Linked DNA regions of Homo sapiens: region 2 is linked to region 1. A link is an interaction called in ENCODE POLR2A ChIA-PET data of the cell type or tissue named here. Cell type or tissue: Caco-2. All regions are shown on one strand. Each heading gives the region's core, and the rest is flanking DNA. Links, peaks and the distances in the headings are about the cores only.

The links. ChIA-PET counts read pairs that join two places held together with the same protein. Peaks named below come from ENCODE experiments on the same cell type or tissue, not always from the same donor. Only the 100,000 strongest peaks of a DNase experiment are listed, where the experiment ranks them.
Region 2: POLR2A ChIA-PET joins it to region 1 with 6 read pairs; 2 of 35 experiments call an interaction of 5 or more read pairs at or near these places.

Annotation. Positions count from the first base shown.
Region 1 is chr18:49,774,377-49,779,073 of GRCh38, reverse strand. No RefSeq gene overlaps it. Among named protein-coding and RNA genes, the nearest start is that of ACAA2, 37 kb to the left of the region's middle. In Caco-2, for the core only: no CTCF peak of the experiment used is centred there; no DNase peak of the experiment used is centred there.
Region 2 is chr18:49,512,514-49,517,210 of GRCh38, reverse strand. All of the region lies in intron 2 of LINC02837 (long intergenic non-protein coding RNA 2837), which reads right to left. Among named protein-coding and RNA genes, the nearest start is that of LINC02837, 15 kb to the right of the region's middle. RefSeq lists an enhancer at 923-1,537. In Caco-2, for the core only: no CTCF peak of the experiment used is centred there; a DNase peak (open chromatin) is centred at 2,450.

The DNA of each region.
Region 1 (4,697 bases), core at 865-3,364:
TCCCTATAATACTGCAGCTGATATGCTCTTGAAAGCACCACCTCCTGGCTAGAGGCCAACCAACACAAACCAGCACACTAAACAAAAATACAACCAAGGACCCTCACAGAGCCCACTTCACTCCCCTGCTACCTCCAACTGGAGCAAGTGCTGTTATCCACGGCTGAAAGACCTGAAGACAGATCACTTCCCCGGACTCTTTGCAGACATTCCCCGGTACCAGCCCAGAGCCTGGTAGCTTCACTGGGTGGCTAGACCCAGAAGAGCAAAAACAATCACTGCAGTTCGGCTCTCAGGAAGCCCTATTCCTAGGGGAAGGGGGAGAACACCACATCAAGTAAGCACCCTGTGGGACAAAAGAATCTGAACAGCAGCCCTTGAGTCCTAGATCTTCCCTCTGACATAGTCTACCCAAATGAGAAGGAAACAGAAAAACAATTATTGTAATATGATGAAACAAGTTTCTTTAACACCCCCAAAAGATCACACCAGCTCACCAGTAGTGGATCCAAACCAAGATGAAATCTCTGAATTGCCTGAAAAAGAATTCAGAAGGTCGATTATTAAGCTAATCAGGGAGACACCAGGGAAAGGTGAAGTCCAACTTAAAGAAATCAAAAACATGACACAGGATATGAAAGGAAAAGTCTTTAGTGAAATACATAGCATAAATAAAAAACAATAATGACTTCTGGAAACCAAGGACACACTTAGAGAAATGCAAAATGCACTGGAAAGTCTCAGCAATAGAATTGAACAAGCAGAAGAAAGAACTTCAGAGCTCAAAGACAAGGCTTTCAAATTAACCCAATTCATCGAAGACAAAAAATAATTTAAAAAATGAACAAGCTGCCAAGAAGTTTCGGACTATGTTATATGTCCAAACCTAAGAATAATTGGTGTTCCTGAGGAAGAAGAGAAATCTAAAAGTTTGGAAAACATATTTGAGGGAATAATCGAGGAAAACTTCCCCAGTCTTGCTAGAAATCTAGACATCCAAATACAAGAATCTCAAAGAACACCTGGGAAATTCATCACAAAAAGATCATCACCTAGGCACATAGTCATCAGGTTATCTAAAGTCAAGACAAAGGAAAGAATCTTAAAAGCTGTGAGGCAAAAGCATCAGGTAACCCACAAAGGAAAACCTATCAGATTAACAGCAGATTTCTCAGCAGAAACCCCACAAGCTAGAAGGGATTGGGGGGGTCCTATTTTTAGCCTCCTTAAACAAAACAATTATCAGCCAAGAATTTTTAATCCAGCAAAACTAAGCTTCATAAATGAAGGAAGATTCAGTCTTTTCCAGACACATGCTGAGAATTTGCCACTACAAAGCCGGCACTACAAGAAGTGCAAAAAGGAGCTCTAAACCTTGAAACAAATCCTCAAAATGCACCAAAATAAAACCTCCTTAAAGCATAAATCTCACAGGACCTAAAATACAATAACACAATGAAAAAAAACACACAGGTATTCAGGCAACAAATAGCACAATTAATAGAATAGTACTTCACATCTCTACACTAACGTTGACTGTTAATGGCCTAAATGCTCCACTTAAAAGATACAGAATGGCAGAATGGATAAGAATTCACCAACCAAGTTTCTGCTGTCTTCAGGAGACTAACATAACACATAAAGACTCACATGAACTTAAGGTAAGGGAAGGAAAAAGATATTCCATGCAAATGGACACCAAAAGCAAGCAGGAGTAGCTATTCTTACATAAAACAAAACAAACTTTAGAGCAAAAGAAGTTTAAAAAGACAAAGAGGGGCCGGGTGCAGTGGCTCATGCCTGTAATCCCAGCACTTTGGGAGGCGGAGGCAGGCAGATCACAAGGTCGAGATCGAGACAACCCTGGCCAATGTGGTAAAATCCTGTCTCTCCTAAAAATACAAAAATCAGCTGGGCATGGTGGTGTGCGCCCATAGTCCCAGCTACTTGGGAGGCTGAGGCAGGAGAATCGCTTGAACTGGGGAGGCAGAGGTTACAGTGAGCCGAGACCTCACAACTGCACTCCAGCCTGGTGACAGAGTGAGACTCTGTCTCAAAAAACAAAACAAAACAAAACACAAAGAGGGACACTATATAATGATAAAAGGACTAGTCCAACAGGAAAATATCACAGTCCTAAATATATACGCACCTAACATTGGAGCTTCCAAATTTATAAAACAATGACTACTACACCTAAGAAATGAAATAGATGGCAACACAATAAAAGTGGGGAACTTCAGTACTCCACTGACAGCACTAGACAGGTCATCAAGAGAGAAAGTCAACAAACAATGGACATAAACTATACCCTACAACAAATGGACTTAAGAGACATTTACAGAACACTCTACCAAACAACTGCAGAATATACATTCTATTCATTGGCACATGGAACATTCTCCAAGATAGACCATATGATAGGACACAAAACAAGTCTCAGTAAATTCAAGAAAACTGAAATTATATCAAGTACTGTCTCAGACTACAGTAGAATAAAATTGGAAATCGAGGAGCCAAGATGGCCGAATAGGAACAGCTCTGGTCTACAGCTCCCAGCGTGAGCAACGAAGAAGACGGGTGATTTCTGCATTTCCATCTGAGCTTTGAAGAGAGCAGTGGTTCTCCCAGTACGCAGCTGGAGATCTGAGAACGGGCAGACTGCCTCCTCAAGTGGGTCCCTGACCCCTGAGCAGCCTAACTGGGAGGCACCCCCCAGCAGGGGCACACTGACACCTCACACGGCAGGGTACTCCAACAGACCTGCAGCTGAGGGTCCTCTCTGTTAGAAGGAAAACTAACAAACAGAAAGGACATCCACACCAAAAACCCATCTGTACATCACCATCATCAAAGACCAAAAGTAGATAAAAACCACAAAGATGGGGAAAAAACAGAACAGAAAAACTGGAAACTCTAAAAAGCAGAGCGCCTCTCCTCCTCCAAAGGAACGCAGTTCCTCACCAGCAACGGAACAAAGCTGGACGGAGAATGACTTTGATGAGCTGAGAGAAGAAGGCTTCAGACGATCAAATTACTCTGAGCTATGGGAGGACATTCAAACCAAAGGCAAAGAAGTTGAAAACTTTGAAAAAAATTTACAAGAATGTATAACTAGAATAACCAATACAGAGAAGTGCTTAAAGGAGCTGATGGAGCTGAAAACCAAGGCTCGAGAACTACGTGAAGAATGCAGAAGCCTCAGGAGCCGATGCGATCAACTGGAAGAAAGGGTATCAGTGATGGAAGATGAAATGAATGAAATGAAGTGAGAAGGGAAGTCTAGAGAAAAAAGAATAAAAAGAAATGAGCAAAGCCTCCAAGAAATATGGGACTATGTGAAAAGACCAAATCTACATCTGATGGGTGTACCTGAAAGTGACGGGGAGAATGGAACCAAGTTGGAAAACACTCTGCAGGATATTATCCAGGAGAACTTCCCCAATCTAGCAAGGCAGGCCAATGTTCAGATTCAGGAAATACAGAGAACACCACAAAGATACTCCTTGAGAAGAGCAACTCCAAGACACATAATTGTCAGATTCACCAAAGTTGAAATGAAGGAAAAAATGTTAAGGGCAGCCAGAGAGAAAGGTCAGGTTACCCTCAAAGGGAAGCCCATCAGACTAACAGCGGATCTCTCGGCAGAAACCCTACAAGCCAGAAGAGAGTGGGGGCCAATATTCAACACTCTTAAAGAAAAGAATTTTCAACCCAGAATTTCATATCCAGCCAAACTAAGCTTCATAAGTGAAGGAGAAATAAAATACTTTACAGACAAGCAAATGCTGAGAGATTTTGTCACCACCAGGCCTGCCTTACAAGAGCTCCTGAAGGAAGCACTAAACATGGAAAGGAACAACCGGTACCAGCTGCTGCAAAATCATGCCAAAATGTAAAGACCATGGAGACTAGGAAGAAACTGCATCAACTAACGAGCAAAATAACCAGCTAACATCATCATGACAGGATCAAATTCACACATAACAATATTAACTTTAAATGTAAATGGACTAAATGCTCCAATTAAAAGACACAGACTGGCAAATTGGATAAAGAGTCAAGACCCATCAGTGTGCTGTATTCAGGAAACCCATCTCACATGCAGAGACACACATAGGCTCAAAATAAAAGGATGGAGGAAGATCTACCAAGCCAATGGAAAACAAAAAAAGGCAGGGGTTGCAATCCTAGTCTCTGATAAAACAGACTTTAAACCAACAAATATCAAAAGAGACAAAGAAGGCCATTACATAATGGTAAAGGGATCAATTCAACAAGAAGAGCTAACTATCCTAAATATATATGCACCCAATACAGGAGCACCCAGATTCATAAAGCAAGTCCTGAGTGACCTACAAAGAGACTTAGACTCCCATACATTAATAATGGGAGACTTTAACACCCCACTGTCAACATTAGACAGATCAACGAGACAGAAAGTCAACAAGGATACCCAGGAATTGAACTCAGCTCTGCACCAAGCAGACCTAATAGACATCTACAGAACTCTCCACCCCAAATCAACAGAATATACATTTTTTTCAGCACCACACCACACCTATTCCAAAATTGACCACATAGTTGGAAGTAAAGCTCTCCTCAGCAAATGTAAAAGAACAGAAATTATAACAAACTATCTCTCAGACCACAGTGCAATCAAACTAGACCTCAGGATTAAGAATCTCACTCAAAAC
Region 2 (4,697 bases), core at 1,049-3,548, 260 kb after region 1:
TATTTGCTTCCTCCTGGCCCTTCCTCACAATCTTTCTTTTCTGTTTCCTCTCTCACTCTCCAAGTCCTTTCCCTTCCATGTCTTCCTTGTGAACAAGGTTACACCAATAAGGCAAAAGTAAAAATGTTGCTATGTTGCTGTTTCCTCCCCAGCTATGAGCCTATTCGCCTCAGTTCAGTTACTCCTCATGGCTTCCAGGGCCAGCAAGTTCTGCTGAGCAGAAAAGACAGTCGATCAGCTGGTTACTTTGTCTCAAAAGACCCAAATAGTAAGTTTGACCATTGTCCTCTGCTTTCATTGACCAGATAAAACCAGGTGATTCAGGTCAAAATGATTGAAAATGACATGTATATACCGGGCGCAGTGGCTCATGCCTGTATTCCCAGCACTTTGGGAGGCTGAGGCAGGCGGATCATTTGAGGTCAGGAGTTTGAAACCAGCCTGGCCACCACGGTGAAACCCCATCTCTACTAAAAATACAAAAATTTAGCCAGGTGCGGTGGCGTGCTCCTATAATCCCAGCTACTTGCGTGGCTGAGGCAGAAGAATCGCTTGACCCCAGGAGGGAGAGGTTGCAGTGAGCCGAGATCACGCCACTACACTGCAGCCTGGGTAACAGAGCAAGACTCCATCTCAAAAAAACAAAAAAAGAAAGAAAGAAAAAATGACATGTACAAATACTCTTTTTTTTCTCCCTTCCCAACTCATGATACACTGCATTATTCATTCAGATTGTGTTATTCATTCCTTATTCCACCATGAAATATGGCATAAAATAATCTCAGACCTTGTATTGGGTGGTCCCTTTACACTAAGTCTCCTTCCCCATATTCCAAATTCAATTAAGTAGTCAATCTGGAAAGACATACTGAAATCAGTTATGATGAAGGCAGCACACTAGCCACTGAAAAGATTCAAAAGGGCAGAAAAAGAGCTTATGGACAAGACAAGTGGATAAAGCGCAACACATAAATAGATCATAATAAGCAAAGCAGTATAAGGCTAAAGAAGTGACAGATAAGAGGAGAGCAGTCACCGTGGGCTGGAGTGTCTCAGAAGGCTCTGGCCTTGAAGATACATAGGAGGGCATTAAAAATAGATAAAAGTTTAAAAAATAATCCTGCTTTACCTTCTGTTACATCATTTAATCCCTATAGCTACCCAGCAGGGGAGGTGGTTCAGGCAAATCTTCCCATTGTCAGGCGGGTTCAGTTCAAGGAAACCAAATGTTTCCTGCCACACACCAGGAAGGGATGTTCAAAGAGGCCAGTTGCTTTCACCAATGTTATGCAGCATGTCAATGCCAGAATCAGGGCTGGAGCCAGGTTTCCAAACTCCATAGTTGGTGCTCTGGTCATTGAATGAGAGAGATCGACAAGGATTTCCAGGCAAGTGCATTCAGGCAGAAAGGCCCAGAGGCACAAGGGAGAGGAGCCAAGAAAAGTGGGCACCCATTCTCATTCTTATAGGACATGTATGCACACATGTGCATGTGCACACACACACATGCACACTACATTTTCCTCAAATTACACTTCTGCCTGAGAGAGTATGAACAAGCAAAGCCTTATGCACGCATCAACGACACCAGGATTCAAGAGGACAGCTTTGACCTCTAGGCTCTTGCCCCCCCATAGGAATTGAGCTCCAAATTCATTCAGCAGGATTAGTATGATGATAGAAAAGCTTGCATTTGAGGCCGGGCATGGTGGCTCATGCCCATAATCCCAGCACTTTGGGAGACCAAATTGGGCAAATCGCTTGAGGTCAGGAGTTCGAGACCAGCCTGGCCAACATGGCGAAGCCCTGTCTCTACTAAAAAATACAAAAATTAGCCGAGCGTGGTGGTGCCCATCTGTAATCCCAGCTATGCGGGAGGCTGAGGCAGGAGAATCACTTGAACTTGGGAGGTGGAGCTTGCAGTGAGCCGAGATTGCGCCACTGTACTCCAGCCTGGGCAACAGAGCAAGACTCAGTCTCAAAAATAAATAAATAAATAAATAAATAAATAAATAAATAAATAAATAAATAAGCTTGCATTTGAGTTTGTCTGACTTTATGTCAGAAACTCATAGAAGAAGTAATAGTGTAATAACTCTGTTTAGCCAAATAAATAAATGGAGCTTTATCAATCCATGCAAAGTTATGCACATTATCCCAGAGCTGATAGTTTCAGCCATACACAAGAGAATTATCACCAAGACAAGCAATTTGTTCTAGGAGCAGTAAATTGTGGGGTGAGTAGTTTACTTCAGTCATTGGTCTGGGCCTTCCAAATGGACAAGACTCCACCGTCGGGTGACCAGCCTGGATACGCTATCACTGGGAGCTGTTACAAGCCCAGCTGATGTGAACAGAAAAGGAATGAGTGTGACCTGCCAAGAGATACCGGACAGTGGCCTCCACTTTCTCTGCCTAGGTCGGCCAGTCTCCTTATCGGCACAGTCAGGATAATAAAACTCCAGGTTTATTTGGATCCCTCAGAGGACACTGCCACGTGGGAACAACTGAGCTGTCATCTTGGACTTTACTCCCCAGCAGACTCAGTGGGGAAAGCGGGGAACATTCTGGGGACCTCGGTAGAGGGGCTTCAGACCTGGATAGATTCCCAAGCAGGGTAAAGTTCAACTTCCTCCAGGATATTTCTTTCCGCTGCTGCTGGGTTTTGCAATGTCCTCCCTTCATATTATCTAGAAATCCAGACCCTCTGCTTTTTTTTTTTTTTTTTTTTTTTTTTTTTTTTGAGATGAAGTCTCACTCTGTTGCCCAGGCTGGAGTGCAGTGGCACCATCTCAGCTCATTGCAACTTCTGCCTCCCAGGTTCAAGCAATTCTCCCTGTCTCAGCCTCCCGAGTAGCTGGGATTACAGGTGCCAGCTACAACACCCGGCTAATTTTTGCATTTTTAGTAGAGATGGGGTTTTTTGTCATGTTGGCCAGGCTGGTCTTGAACTCCTGACCTCAGGTGATCCGCCCGCCTCGGCCTCCCAAAGTGCTAAGATTACAGGCGTGAGCCACTGTACCCAGCCTATTTTACGATTTTATAAGTTACAGACAAATTATAACAACGGAAAATAGGCTGGGCACAGTAGCTCACACCTGTAATCCCAGCATTTCGGGAGGCCAAGGCGGATGGATCAGTTGAGGTCAGGAGTTCAAGACCAGCCTGGCCAACATGGTGAAACCTCGACTGTACTAAAAATACAAAAATTAGCCGGGTGTGGTGGCAGGCACCTGTAATAACAGCTACTCAGGAGGCTGAGGCACGAGACTTGCTTGAACCTGGGAGGCAGAGGTTGCAGTGAGCTGACATCACACCATTTCACTCCAGCTTGAGTGACAGAGCAAGAGTCCATATCACAAAAAAAAAAAAGGAAAATAATTATCATTTAAACACATGCAAACAAACTCCATCCAGTGGAGTGACAATTCTCCCACTTCACCACCACCACCATTAAGGAAAAACCTGTTTTAGGCTGGATGTGGTGGCTCACGCCTGTAATCCCACCACTTTGGGAAGTTGAGGCAGGTGGATCACCTGAGGTCAGGAGTTCAACACCAGCCTGACCAACATGGTGAAACCCTGTCTCTACTAAAAATACAAAAATTACCCAGGCATGGTGGATTATGACCACGTGCCTGTAATCCCAGCTACTAGGGAGGCTGAGGCAGGATAATTGCTTGAACCCAGGAGGTGGAGGTTGCAGTGAGCCAAGATTGCACCACTGCACTCCAGCCTGTGCTACAGAGCCAGACTCCGTCTCAAAAGAAAAAAAAAGTTTCACCTCCACTACACCTTTATTTTAATATTCCCAATCTTCTTTGGATTGTCCTTTTTTTTTGAGTCTCCCTCTGTCACCCAGGCTCGAGTGCATGGCACAATCTCGGCTCACTGCAATCTCCTCCTCCTGGGTTCAAGCAATTCTCCTGCCTCAGCCTCCTGAGTAGCTGGGATGACAGGCACGCGCCACCACACCTGGCTAATTTTTATATTTTTAGTAGAGACAGGGTTTCACCATCTTGGCCAGGCTGGTCTCTAACTCTTGACCTCAGGCGATCCACGCACCTGGGCCTCCCAAAGTGCTGGAATTACAGGCATGAGCCACCGCACCTGGCCTGGATTGTCCTTTGTTTTTGTTTTGTTTTGTTTTATTGTTTTTTGAGACACAGTCTCACTCTGTCACCCCGGCTGGTATGCGGTGGCATGATCTCAGCTCACTGCAACCTCTGCTTCCCGAGTTCAGGTGATTCTCCTGCCTCAGCCTCCAAAGTAACTGGGATTACAAGTGCATGCCACCATGCCTGGCTAATTTTATATTTTTAGTAGAGACAGGATTTCACCAGCCTTGGCCTCCCAAAGTGCTGGTATTACAAGCATGAGCCACCACACCTGGCCTGGATTGTCCAGTTTTCTTCTTAACTAGTTAAATATAATCTTTTTTTTTTTGAGACAGGGTCTCGCTCTGGTGCCCAGGCTGGAGTGCAGTGGTGTGATCGTGGCTCACTGTAGCGTTGATTTCCAGGCTCAGCGATTCTCTCACCTCGGCCTCCAGAGCAGTTGGAACCATAAACACGGGCCAACAAACCTGGCTATTTTTATTATTATTATTTTTTGTAATGATGGGATCTCGCTACATTGCCCAGGCTAGTCTCCAACTCCTGGGCTTAAGCGATCCTCCTGCCTCAGCCTCCCAAAGT